Regions from separate parts of the Mus musculus genome. Here region 1 is linked to region 2. Evidence: chromatin contacts called from ENCODE Hi-C or POLR2A ChIA-PET data. All regions are on one chromosome and are shown on one strand. Each heading gives the region's core, a stretch centred on a gene start or an enhancer-like site at or near the end of the contact. The rest is flanking DNA. Distances are from core to core; before and after follow the strand shown. Region 1 holds the start of 4930539J05Rik (RIKEN cDNA 4930539J05 gene). Region 2 holds the start of Cenpe (centromere protein E).

What was found. A loop is a pair of places that touch in the nucleus more often than their neighbours do. ChIA-PET counts read pairs that join two places held with the same protein, here RNA polymerase II (POLR2A).
Region 1: a loop to region 2 is called in a map of heart, with 2.5 times the contacts of the local background. The contact joins the promoter of 4930539J05Rik here to the promoter of Cenpe in region 2. A Hi-C loop is called at or near these places in 1 of 37 maps with a recorded cell type or tissue (heart). POLR2A ChIA-PET finds 5 or more read pairs at or near these places in 1 of 5 experiments (embryonic stem cell).

What each region holds. Positions count from the first base shown.
Region 1 is chr3:135,435,206-135,441,162 of GRCm38, forward strand. It overlaps 4930539J05Rik (RIKEN cDNA 4930539J05 gene), which reads right to left and starts at 3,460. Exons shown (of 3, transcript NR_030689.1): 1 at 3,216-3,460; 2 at 1,330-1,397; 3 at 1,015-1,201. It overlaps Ube2d3 (ubiquitin-conjugating enzyme E2D 3), which reads left to right and starts at 3,921. Exons shown (of 7, transcript NM_001356597.1): 1 at 3,921-4,593. The coding sequence starts at 4,570.
Region 2 is chr3:135,209,631-135,215,701 of GRCm38, forward strand. Cenpe (centromere protein E) reads left to right here and starts at 2,933. Exons shown (of 46, transcript NM_173762.4): 1 at 2,933-3,084; 2 at 5,474-5,565. The coding sequence starts at 3,029.

The DNA.
Region 1 (5,957 bases), core at 2,210-4,709, 230 kb after region 2:
ATATAAATACTTTATTCTGTATATGGTATATATTGAGTAAGGGTACACTTTTTTTTTGTTTTAGACAGTGTAGTCATATATGCTGGCCTCAAATTTTTATGGTATGAATGTTTTACCTACGTGTGCGTGTGTGTGTGTGTGTGTGTGTGTTTAATATGTATTTCTATCTTACATGCATACCTGTTGCCCACGGAGGCCAGAAGGCATCAGATCCACTGGAACTGGAGTTACTGATGATTGTGAACCACCATGAAGATGCTGGGTACTGAACCTGGTTCTCTGGAAGAGCAACAAGAGTTCTTAACTCTTCATCCATCTCTCCAACTCCTGTCATCAAACTCTTAGGTTCTGCGTCTACCTCCAAAGGTTGGGATTACAGGCCTTCAATTCTATGCCCAGTTAAAATTCTGTATCTTATCTTTTCCTAATCACTTTGCATGTCTTCAACTAATGATGTAGGAGATAAACACAGAGTATTAGCCAAACCTACTTTTCATGTGTGTAAGTTTGTATCACCACATTACAATTCTAATAAATACTAGACACACCATTTACCTTATCATCAATTCAAAGTTTGGGTCTTTATTAACCAACTAGACCCTACTGTGTTTTATTTCTTCAGTTAGGGTCTTACACATCTCAAGCAGACCTTGAACTAGATACAAGGTAAGGAGACACTCCAACCCCCAGCCCCACTCAACTTCAAGTGCTGGGATTATGGCTGTGCGGCTCCATTCCTGTTCATAGGTGCTAGGAACTGAACCTTGGGCCTCATGCATGCTAAACAGACACTGTACCAATTGACCTATAGTCCTAGACCTAGTATAGTGTCTATTAAAATTACTCATACCATGTTTGCTTTTCTTTAAAACTGACTACTTCCAATGTCTCACTCTAGAGTATGAATTTCAGTGTATGTGAGGGTGTTTTCACATATGAAACATTATTTTGAGCAGGGTCAACAGCTCTACTGAACTGCCCACATACTTTTAGATATAAGAACTCTGACCACAATTTTTCCCAGTTTGCTGTGCTTTATTGCATAGCAGTAAAGTTTTAGTGTACTTCTTTGTTGAAACTTGTTAGATTAGGGCAACAGGAACTGGTTTCTTTGAAGGTTACTTCATTGTCCTCCCTGTATGTTGAGTTTCTAGTTGGTAGGTTCCAGTTAGGTTCCTCACTAATCTGTGCACCCTGGCTTCTGAAAGTACAAAACAAAGGGGAAAAGAAGCCAAACAAACGAATTCAGCTGTCAATTTAAAACACAAATAGAAAACTTCGTGTTCTATAAGACTCAGTCCAGTAAGTACTCTGAAATTGAATACTTACATTCAAATTCCACTTCTCCCACTTAATAGCTCTGTCCCCTTGGTGTAATAGCAATCTGTGCCCAGTTTCTTCATTTGTAAAAGAAAACAAGTGTCATGCCCGGCACATAATTTTCATAGATATAATCTATTTTATTATATATACATATATTTCAAAATGTTTCATATTTCTCTCTGGCCAGTTAAATAGCTGAGTTGTGACTGATAGCAAGGAGGAGCAGCAGTGTGTGTAGGGGGTAACAAGAACAAAGTGTGACATATACATGACACTGTCACAGGGAAACCCATTATTTGTACGCTATCTTAAAACAGCATTGATATAACCAGTAACAGCCTACAGTGTCCTTTCACATTATGACATTTAAAACACAGCAACTCAGTGACAAAGGGCGGGCATTATTACATCTAACTTGGTGGTGAAGAAACAAAACTATAATATGTGGAACCAGACCACTATCATAAATAGAAAGCCGTAAGCAAGAACTCAGATCTGGGGTTCTCCTCCCACCCCCATGCTTAGCTCTTTGCTTTGTGTCTACTGGTTAGCCAGGAGAGAACAATGGGCTGTTCAGGGAGGAGAAAGTCAGAGGTGTCCCGTAGGGCACGAGGTAAGTACTGAGGGTTTACTAACTCAGAAAATGGTTCTGATGAAGTAATCTCTATCACTTGGCTGCTTGTTGTAAGTATAATCTCGGGCCTACTAAATAAAATCAGCATTTTAAACAAGACTCCAGGTGGTTCCTATGGCGAGTAGCTGAGGCAGCTGCATTCCGTTAACTGCTCCAGTGATATTACCTATGGTATACACCGTCACTCTTCGGCTATACATTGACTTTTATCATTTTACTTGCGGAATATTGCCTGCAACAGGTTCTCAAAATTCAAATTATTTCCACGTAGTCCTGAAGGACCTCCACTTTAAGTAGGGTCGTTTAAGGATGCTAGAAAACCTAAACATATTGATCTTTTTGAATGTCTTTCAAAAGTTAAAGTCTTACTTTTTACCCAAAGAGTACTCTCGATGACAAACGGCCCTCTACATTTTATGCAGGGCAGACTAAAACAGGGCAGTGGCACACTTAACAGATCTCACCCCCAGGATTTAATCCAGACCGATTCCCTAGTATTTTGTCACTTTGGGGCTCAAAAACTGAAACAGCAGAAGGAAAAGACGATTCTAGGATATTCCTCTTGCGGTTCCATACCTAAGGCTCTACCCAATCCGATCACAATAAAGCTGTATTGTTAAGGCTATGCAAACGCAGAACCCTGCAGGCCGCTGCTCTCAGATTGGCCCCTCGGGGTTAACAACGCGCATGTGTCCGCACTTGGCGGTGCGATCAGCACTCAGCCTGGATCTTTTAATTTGCTGTTCCTAATTTGAGGGGAGCTTCTTCGCGCTGCTCAGCCCTCTCTGAGGAGCACGGGAAGAAATCTCCATCACCTGGGCCGGCAGAAGCCGTGAACCGGCTCCACCTTGACTAAGGCATCTAGTCACCCCGCGGCCCCGCCCACAGCACCTCCCCGATTGGACGCCCGGGGGAGGGCCGTGTCGGCGCGCGACGGCCGGCCGGTCGGGGGAATTCCATTTCCTCCCCCGCCCACTAGCATAAGCACTCAGGGGCGGTGCTTCCCTCGCAAGACCCGCCCAGTAAGAGCCCAGGGGGGGGGTTGCCGGCGCATCTCGCGATAACTTGCGGATTTGGGGGCGGGTCCCGAGCCAGGAAGAGAGCACAAAACTGCCCTTAAGTCATTGCAGACCCGGAGCTGCTGCGAGCCTGCCACGAGGTTCTCGCGAGATCCGCCACCTCCATCCCAAGTGAGGAAACGGGGGGCCACTCAGGGAGGGGCGTGGGGCCTCGACCGCGCAGCTGCCGCTTCCATTACCTTCCTCCTAAGGTCTCCTTCCGGTTCTCGATGCTTCTCTGAATTTAAGGGTTTCCGCCACTCGCCTACCCTCCCCCTCAGCCCATGACCCGCCTCCGTCCCCCGCCCTCCCGGCCCGACCTCCGATCGCTTTAGCGAGAAGGTGCTGTTCCGACAGGGAGACGGCAAGCGGGCGGCACGTCCACTCGGCCCGAGCGAGGGAAGCAAACCGCTCCCCCCTGAACCCCTCGGCTCGCCCCGCGCTCGCGACGGCGGCGTTGGCGGACGGATACGCGGCGGTGAATAGGCGGGGGGAGGGGCGGAGCGTGGCAGCTGGCAGTAGTTCCGTCAGAGCGGACATCTTGTGGCTGTGCCGTGCGCGTGAGCCCCGTAGGGCCGGGGAGGCACCAGCTGCCGCGCGGGGAGGAGGCCGAGGCCGCAGCTCGAGGGAGGCCCCGGCCCTCTGTACGCGTGGGTGTGGACAGCTCGGGAAAGGGGAGGGAGACGGGCCGGGGCCGGCGCGGTGCCCGGGGGGCTGTGGGCGGCCCGAGCGGGCAGCCCTCGCGGCTGGGTGGGGTAGGGTGGGGAGAGGCCGGCGGCGGAGCCGGGGCCCGGCCGCAGGGGGAGGGGGCATGGGCGCGTCCTCGCGCCGGAGCTCCGCGGCCGCCGGGCGCGTGGTGGCGAGGTGGCGGGCGAGCGAGCGGGCGGGCGCGCGCACGCAGGAGCGCGCTGCGAGGCGGAGAGTACGGTGGTGTCAGGGGCGACCCAGAACAGCCCTCGCCGTGGGGACGGGAGCGCACCCGGGGCCCATTGCCTTGTGCTGGCTCGCTGTCCCTTGGAGCCGAAACCGAAAGGAGCCCGGCGTCGGTCCGGAGCCGCCCGCTCCCCTCCCCCTTGCCTTTCTCTGCCCGAGTGACGCCGGCCTAGCGCCGACTAGGCCCCGGCTCCTCCTCTGCCCGGCTCTGGACCCTGCCCCGCACCCACCCCTTTCTCCTCCGCCTCTTCCTCTCCCACCCGGGGCTCGTCTTCCTTTCAAGAGGCCGGGAAGTTAAACTTGTAACCACCTCTCGGCGCTTCCCGTCACCCTCTCGCCCTCTCTGGGGCGAAGCGCGGATCTCGGTAGCTGGTGGCTCCGCCACCCCGCCCCGCCCTGCCGGGATCGCGGCGGTTTTCAGGGTTCTGGAGTCAGCAGGGTTTCTCCGAGGCCCTGGCGAGTCGCTGACCTGCTCCGTTTTTGCAAAAAGGCGCCTGTGTCTGGCAGAGCCGGTGTGAGAAGAAGAGACAACCCTTCCCCGCCGCCGGGATAATCAAGAATTTTGGCCGGACCTTTGAGTACACCTCGGGATAGTGAGGAGCCCGGCGAAAAGCACAGACTATGGCGCTGAAACGGATTAATAAGGTGAGCAGTTTGGACTAAATGGTGCGGACAGGGTTGTGGGAAGAAAGGAGGCTTGGGGCCCAGAGGAAAAAAAGCGTGGGTCTGGTGGTGGATACAATTCTGAAAATACCTTTTCTTGGGTTAAGGAAAGGCAGGTGCACTTTGAAATGAGCTGTAAGATAGGGAACTGAATGGTTTGGGTAAGCGAAATGTTAGCTTTTTTCACTAGAATCTGTAAGTATGGGTGAGGGAGCGTGGCTATTAGGCTCCTCGGTTTTTTGCCTAAGAGTCAGGTTTGGGAAGTAGAATTGTGTACAGGCCCTCGGCTAATGTCATGGTGCTGCTTCCTAGTCTTGGTTCTTCAAAACTTATTACAGCTGCTAAGGCTTATTGGCATTCAAAAGAAAGGAATGTAACAGATGAAAAACGTTTTGTTCCAAACTTGACTGAGAGTCTGGGTATGACAAACATACCTCAGTTCGCTAAAATGTGGTGACGAAGTCTGTTCAGAAGCTTAACCAAATCTGGGCAGTTACACAAGAGTAAGTAGGGTTGGGAGGAGGTGGACCGACACTGTTGCCACTTCCTGTGTTGTGTGGTCGCTGCTCTCACCCGAAGCTATTTATCTGAGGCACTGGGAACCCTGTAAAAGCCTTCTGAAAGATCCTGGGGGGAGTGGGGGTTGACAGTGCAGGGAAACTGGATGGGGAGACTGTTTTTGCTTAAAACCCATCTTTAAGGAGGCTTGTTTGAGCAAATCGATATAGTTTGATAAGTTGTCAATTTAAGTTGGCAAGAACTAGAATTTTTTTCAGAAATATTTTGCGAGTGGATCCACCTCTCCGGTGGTTTAGTCTCATTTTCTTGCTCTAACTTCTATCCCGCATTTTAAGATGGCGGCTGCTTTAACTGGCTCGGGTTCTTTCCGGCATCTCCTTTTCTAACTATTTAAGATAATGTTCTCTGTTAGCGTTAAACGTTTTTTTATTCTGTTGTAGGGAGCTCTCACAGCCTCTGCCCCCAAGACTTAACCTAAATTCAAACTCTCAGACTAAGTTTCTGTGCGTGTGTGTGTGTGTGTGTGTGTGTGTGTGTGTGTGTGTTTTGTATTTGGTTCTTTCACAATCGAGAGGGTGGAGTATTTACAGCTAACTTGAAAAAAATGTTGTGCAGAATAAACTCAGTCTTAATAGAAAAGACAAAATGGGAAGGTTCGGTATTAGAAACTTTGGCTTAGTAACACAGTTTTTAAAGAGTTCTGTGGAAAGGAAGGCAAGGACTTAAAATGACTGGTAGGATCTAATACTACTTTATTTGTAGTTATTTAGTATGTATAACTTGATCAGTTTGATTGGAAAAGCTGTTCATGAAGTTAAGTCTAACCT
Region 2 (6,071 bases), core at 1,683-4,182:
AATGCACAAAGATCCACCTGCCTCTTTCTCTGAGGTACTGGGAAGGAGGTAGGTGTGCCGCGTCAACATCAGGCACTTTGCTAATTTTTTTCTAACACTGAGCCGGGCGTGGTGGCGCACGCCTTTAATACCGGCACTCCGGAGGCAGAGGCAGGCGGATTTCTGAGTTCAAGGCCAGCCTGGTCTACAAAGTGAGTTCCAGGACAGCCAGGGCTATACAGAGAAACCCTGTCTCGAAAAAAAGAAATTCTAACACTGAAGCAAAATTAAGCTCCTTTCATAAAGCAACAGCAGCAAGAGCGAACGAATGCTCAAATGTGTCTTCTGTCCTTGTTATCCAGATGACTCTGAAAAAAAAAATAACTTGGACCTTGTCTTAGTCAGAGTTTCTATTCCTACACAAACAAGAATGATACAAGAAGCAAGTTGGGGAGGAAAGGGTTTATTCAGCTTACAATTCCATATTGCTGTTTATCATCAAGGAAGTCAGGGTCAGGAACTCAAACAGGTCAGGAAGCAGGAGCTGATGCAGAGGCCATGGAGGGATGTTCTTTACTGGCTTGCTTCCTCTGGCTTGCTCGGCCTGCCAGAGGAAGACTACCAGCCCAGAGATGGTCCCACCCACAAGGGGCCTTTCCCCCTTTGATCACTAATTGAGAAAATGCCTTACAGTTGTATCTCATGGAGGCATTTCCTCAACTGAAGCTCCTTTCTCTGTGATAACTCCAGTTGTGTCAAGTTGACACAAAACCAGCCAGTACAGACCTACACATGATACAATGACAACATTAGCTAAGATCGTGTCTTTGGAGTAAAAAGTCTAGTTTAAACTATGATACCTAATGAATATCCACTTGTTTGAGTGCAGCCCCTCTGTTCTTGTGAACTTCTAAGTAAACCCCTATGGCTCTGACTAGCAGCTATCCCAATGTATCAAGCTTTCAGTTCCTTAGTTATAACAGAGAACTTTCCCTCCGCTTTCGTATCAATAAAGATGATTTCTAAAGAATGCAATCGTTATGTTGCTATTTATTATGCACTGCCTGCTTCTTCCACAAGAGTGCCTTTCATGAGAAGCTCTCATGCTCACTAATGTCTTTTGTTCTCTCTACCCTGGGAGAGACAGAGATACTTGTGCGTATTACTACCGCTTCTAAAAGAATAAGAAGCCACATATACTCTGCTGTAGTCATGCTTGTTGTTTTCTAAGCCTGGAAAAATATTCAACATTGTTGCAGGACATTTGATCACACTGAGAACCCCAAGATTGGGTTATTTACTGGAAAACATCTGTTTGTAGTTGTGGTGTGGGTCAGCCCTAGCACACACCTTTGATCACAGCCATTTGGATTTACTTAGAACAGGACTATTAATGGAAAATAAGAGGAAGTCAGGAGGACGGATAGAGAGACGCACAGGAAATAGAAGGGAAATTGAGGGGTTTTTGAGAAGGAGAGCTTCCTTTTGGAACATCAGCTGAGGAGGAGGGTCAGCGGGGTGCTTCCTCTGACTCTCTGAGCTAGCAGGCTTTTATACCCAGCATCTGGCTCCCTAGGCTTCTTTGGTAAAATCAAACAATTGGTATCTGGGTTTGAAAAAAAAAAGCACAACATAAAACAGTTTCACAATGAATATCTCTTTTTCTGTACTGTTAGGAATTGAACAGAATGATGCAGGATTCCCCAGCTCCGGCCCCCTTTTCAGTTATTGTGAGACTGATTAAACTGCCCCCATTGGCCTTGAACCATCAAGCACCATCTCTTTCTCATTAGTGTATATTAATTGTACAAGACGTTTCATTTTGTTATGACATTTTCATACCTGAATATTACGTCCTTTTGTCAAATTCACCTCTTCTGCTACCCTCTCAGTCCCTCTCTTTTTCCTTCTAATAATTATCTCTTGATGAACAGCATAGATCATATAGTGGAATACAGTCAATCTTTAATAAATACTGCCTGCTATATAATGTTAGCAAAGACAGTGTGACAAAATCACAGCTGTGAAAATAATACTCTTGCTCTAAAAAATCCCTTCCTTGCCTCTGAGCCTTTAATGACATAACATTTCTTCCCCTTCATAAGTTTGTTCCCTACAGCTAAATATATATTTGCCCACTTTAAAAAAAAAAAAAAAAGTTAAAACAGGGCAGGGAAGATAGCTCAGTGAGTAAAGTCACTGGCTGCCAAGCTAAAGTTGAATCCCTAGAACCTAGTGGTAGGAGAGAACTGACATCCCCAAATTGTCCTTGGTTGCCTCCCTGAGGCTGAAGGTTAAGTCATTGTTGCCTGGAGACACCACATACTTCAGACTTGTCGGGAATTAGAAAATTCCAGCTGTTTCTGAGCTAGAAGCCTCGTCCCTAAGGCGTAGCTTTATTATTTTGGGAGCCTCTTGGATTACTCTAACCAACATGAAAAGAAGTGTTCCATGCCTAGTACTGGGGATTTCTCGGGTAATCCATGCTCTAGTGTGCAGCACTGTCATGTCCCCACAACATTTTCCCAGGTGTCAATGATTCTCTCCCTTACATGAGGCTCTTACACTCACCGTCCAGAGAAATGAAAGTTAAAGAAAAGAAACAACAACGCCTCAAAGCAGTTCCAAAAGAAAAGAAAATCTTCCTTTCCTGGCTGGGCAGTGAGTTCCCATTGGAGGCTTTAAAACAAAACGAAAGCTTTTTTTGGTTTGGTCTAGTCTGGAGTTCTTGTTTGTTTGTTTTTTAAGATTATAATTCTTTTGTTCTGCAGGCGTGACTCTAACACAAAACTTCTCTCCAGCTGAGTTCTGAGGCTCTCAGTTCCGGGATCTCTGAGTCTCCCCCGCCTTCCCCATCCATGGACTCGCCCCGCCTTTCCCCCCGCAACCCCCACTCGCCGCAGCACTTGGACTGTCCCGTGACGTCATGACGCTGCGCCACCCAATCCGCTGCAACCTTGAGGACATTTTAAACTTAAAGGCGGGGCGGCCCGGGAGCTCGGTCGGCGCCGTTGCTCTCCTTCGTTTCCCTTAGTCTGCAGCGGACAGGATGGCCGAGGAGGCTTCAGTGGCTGTCTGTGTTCGTGTGCGACCCCTCAACAGCAGGTAGGCGGCCTGGGGCGGCGTGGGGACCTGCGTCCCAGCCCGCGCTGCCCCGAGTCACACCGACACCCGGGTGCAGGACTCCGTTTCCCCGAAAACACGGTCCGACTGCGCGTAGTTCTGCTCAGGGGACACTGCCGTCCTCGCCTGATGGACGGAGACAGTGAATGTTCAGTAGTGGGAAAAGGTCGGGAATGCCAGAAAGAAAAGACAAGAGGGGGTTGATGAAGTCTACTGGGTTTGCTGGCTTCTGGCCTTCAGCTAGAGATGCTAAAGCTTGAGAAATTGGTATTAAACGGGTGGTCGATAGGCGAGATTCTCAAAATTGATTATTTCTTGCATTTAAGTTCCTTCCCTAATTTGGGAAAAAGCTGGCTCCTAGTTAGCATTAGCTGTTGACTTGACAGCCAGCTATATCTAAGGGAGTCTCCATTGGAGGACTACCTGGATGAAGTTGGCCAGTGGGCATGTCCTTGTGGTGGAATCTTAGTTCCTGGTTGATATGGGCAGTGCTTAGGCCAGTCTGGGTGGTTCCATTCTTACTCATGGAACTCAAGGCTGTGTAAGACAGCTACGTAGGCAAAACCCAGAGAGAGCAAGACAATAAACAATGTGCTTCATGAATTCTGCCTCCACTCCTGCTTGCGACCCTGCCCTGACTTTCCCTGGGGCTGGAAGTGTAGGCTGATATAAACCTTCTCCGTTCCAAGTTGCTTTTGATATAAACCTTTTCCACTCCAAGTTGCTTTTGGTCATGATATTTTATCACAGCAGCACAAAGCAAACTAAAACAGTATATCTATAGACATAAGCCGTTAACGATACACAGAAAAAAAAAAGAAAAACAAAACAAAACTGTGCAGAATGTTGAAAGAGCCACTGGGCCTTCAGAGACATGGGGTACCTGGTGTCAGGAAAACGCTAACACTACAGAATAGGTGGTTCATTGATGGATAGATCACAGAGATTCAACTTCCAGATTGCTTGACTGATGTGGTGTTTGGTACGAATAGGAATTTAGAGGAAGGTGGCACTGAAGAGATTAGTGGTGTCTGTCATGGTGGCACAGGCCTTTAACCCCAGCACTCAGAAGACAGAGGGAGGTGTATCTTAGTTGTAGACCAGCCTGGGCTACCTAGTGAGTTCCAGGCCAACAAGGTGAGACAATGTCTCAAAGTAAAGAACAGAAAGAGATTAGTGACATAGTTCAGGGGATTTAGGGCATGTCAAGTATTCCGGAAGATTCCAGAAGTTTTTTTGTTTTTTTTAAAGATTTCAGAGAGGAAGTAGAGCCTATGCAGACAAAGATAGTTATGAATATAGTTAAACATAAAATTATATTACTTAAATCTTCATTTTGCAAGAGGTTTGGGTTTTTTTTTTTAATTTTTGTTTGTTTATTTGGTTGGGGGGGGGGGCGGTTGGTCGGTTTTGGTTGGGTGGTGGAGGTGTTTTGAGATGGGGTTTCACTGTGTAGCCCTGGCTATCCAGGAACTCAGTTCCATAGACCAGGCTAGCCTCCAATTCATAGAGATCCACCTGCCTCTGCCTCCCTAGTGCTGGAATTAAAAGTGTGTGCCACCACTACCCAGATTTTTGAAACTTTGTATTGCAAGGTTCTCCGGTAATACAAGATCTTTCCCCAGCTCAGTAGCTCTCAGTTTTCCAGTCTTTGTGCCACACTCAGAACACTGCCAGCCCTCTCTGCATGTGGACTGTCTGGTGATGTCATGACTCTGCACCTCTGCAAGGCTCAGTCAGCTGTGAAGTTGACATTTCAAAAAAAGGGGGAAGGCACTGGGCTTGGTAGGCACCCTAGGTCTTCTGCATTTTTCTGGGCAGGTGAGATGTCAGAGGAGGTGGTGGCCACTAAACTGCACCCTACTCTCTCAGAGCTGGCAGTTTGCAGAAAAAAAGAATTATAATCTTTAAGAAATAAATCAAACCAGACCAAACCAAACCCAAAAAAAAAAAAAAAAAAAAAAGCTTTTGTTTTGTTTTAAAGCCTCCAGTGGGAACTTTCCTGCCAGGAAAGGAAGATTTTTGTTTTCTTTTCAAACTGACTTGAGGTGTTTTCCATTTCCTTCCTTTGTAGATGACAAAATTATGTCTTATGTGAAAAGTCAGACACCCCTAGAAAAGGGTCCTAATACATAATGAGAGTCACACCCTGAACTGTTCTTCCATTGCTGGGTACTTCGAGTGGAGGGCTTCAGTAGGGACTGGCGAGAAGCAGACCTTGAGCCCCATTTAGGAGAGTTGAGTCCCAACCTTTCCAGAGTAGACGCTGTATGTTACTGCTATTCCTTAGGACATGAAATGTTGTAAATTACCCCTCCTGTTATGTGACCACCAGAATCACGTACTAAAATGTAGCATTCCGTTCTTCCAGAGAAGAAGAACTTGGAGAAGCCACCCACATTTACTGGAAAACAGATAAAAACGCTATTTATCAGAGCGATGGGGGTAAATCTTTCCAATTTGGTAAGTTTATGATGGCATCCGTTGCTTCCTAGCCTGGTGGTGGTGACCTCCAATCCCTGCACTCTATAATCTGAAGATAAGGGGTCAGGAGTTCAAGGCCAACCTGAACTGCAAAGGTGTTCTAAATTGAGCTATTTTCCCAGACCCTAGGTGGTCATCTTATTAAAACTAGGAAGACAACATTTTGAGCACAGAAGTATAGAAAATAAAATGCTTCCTAGTAAACAACTGTTTAATATACTAATATATTTTTTAAAGGTAAAACAGTATGTTTAAGAGATTATAAAAGCAAGATTAAAAGTTTCCCAAGCATTTGGACTCTGTACTATATAGGTTTTGGTGGCCCTATATGTATATAGAAGATTTGAACTCATCAATTGCTTGAGGTTGATGGTATTACAGTACAGACATCTACCAACTCTGCTTAATCTGAAATCCTAACTGCACAGCCTCTACGTGGCGCTTGGTTTTCCCGTTTTACCCGAGGACAAGTGTGTGGTTCTGAT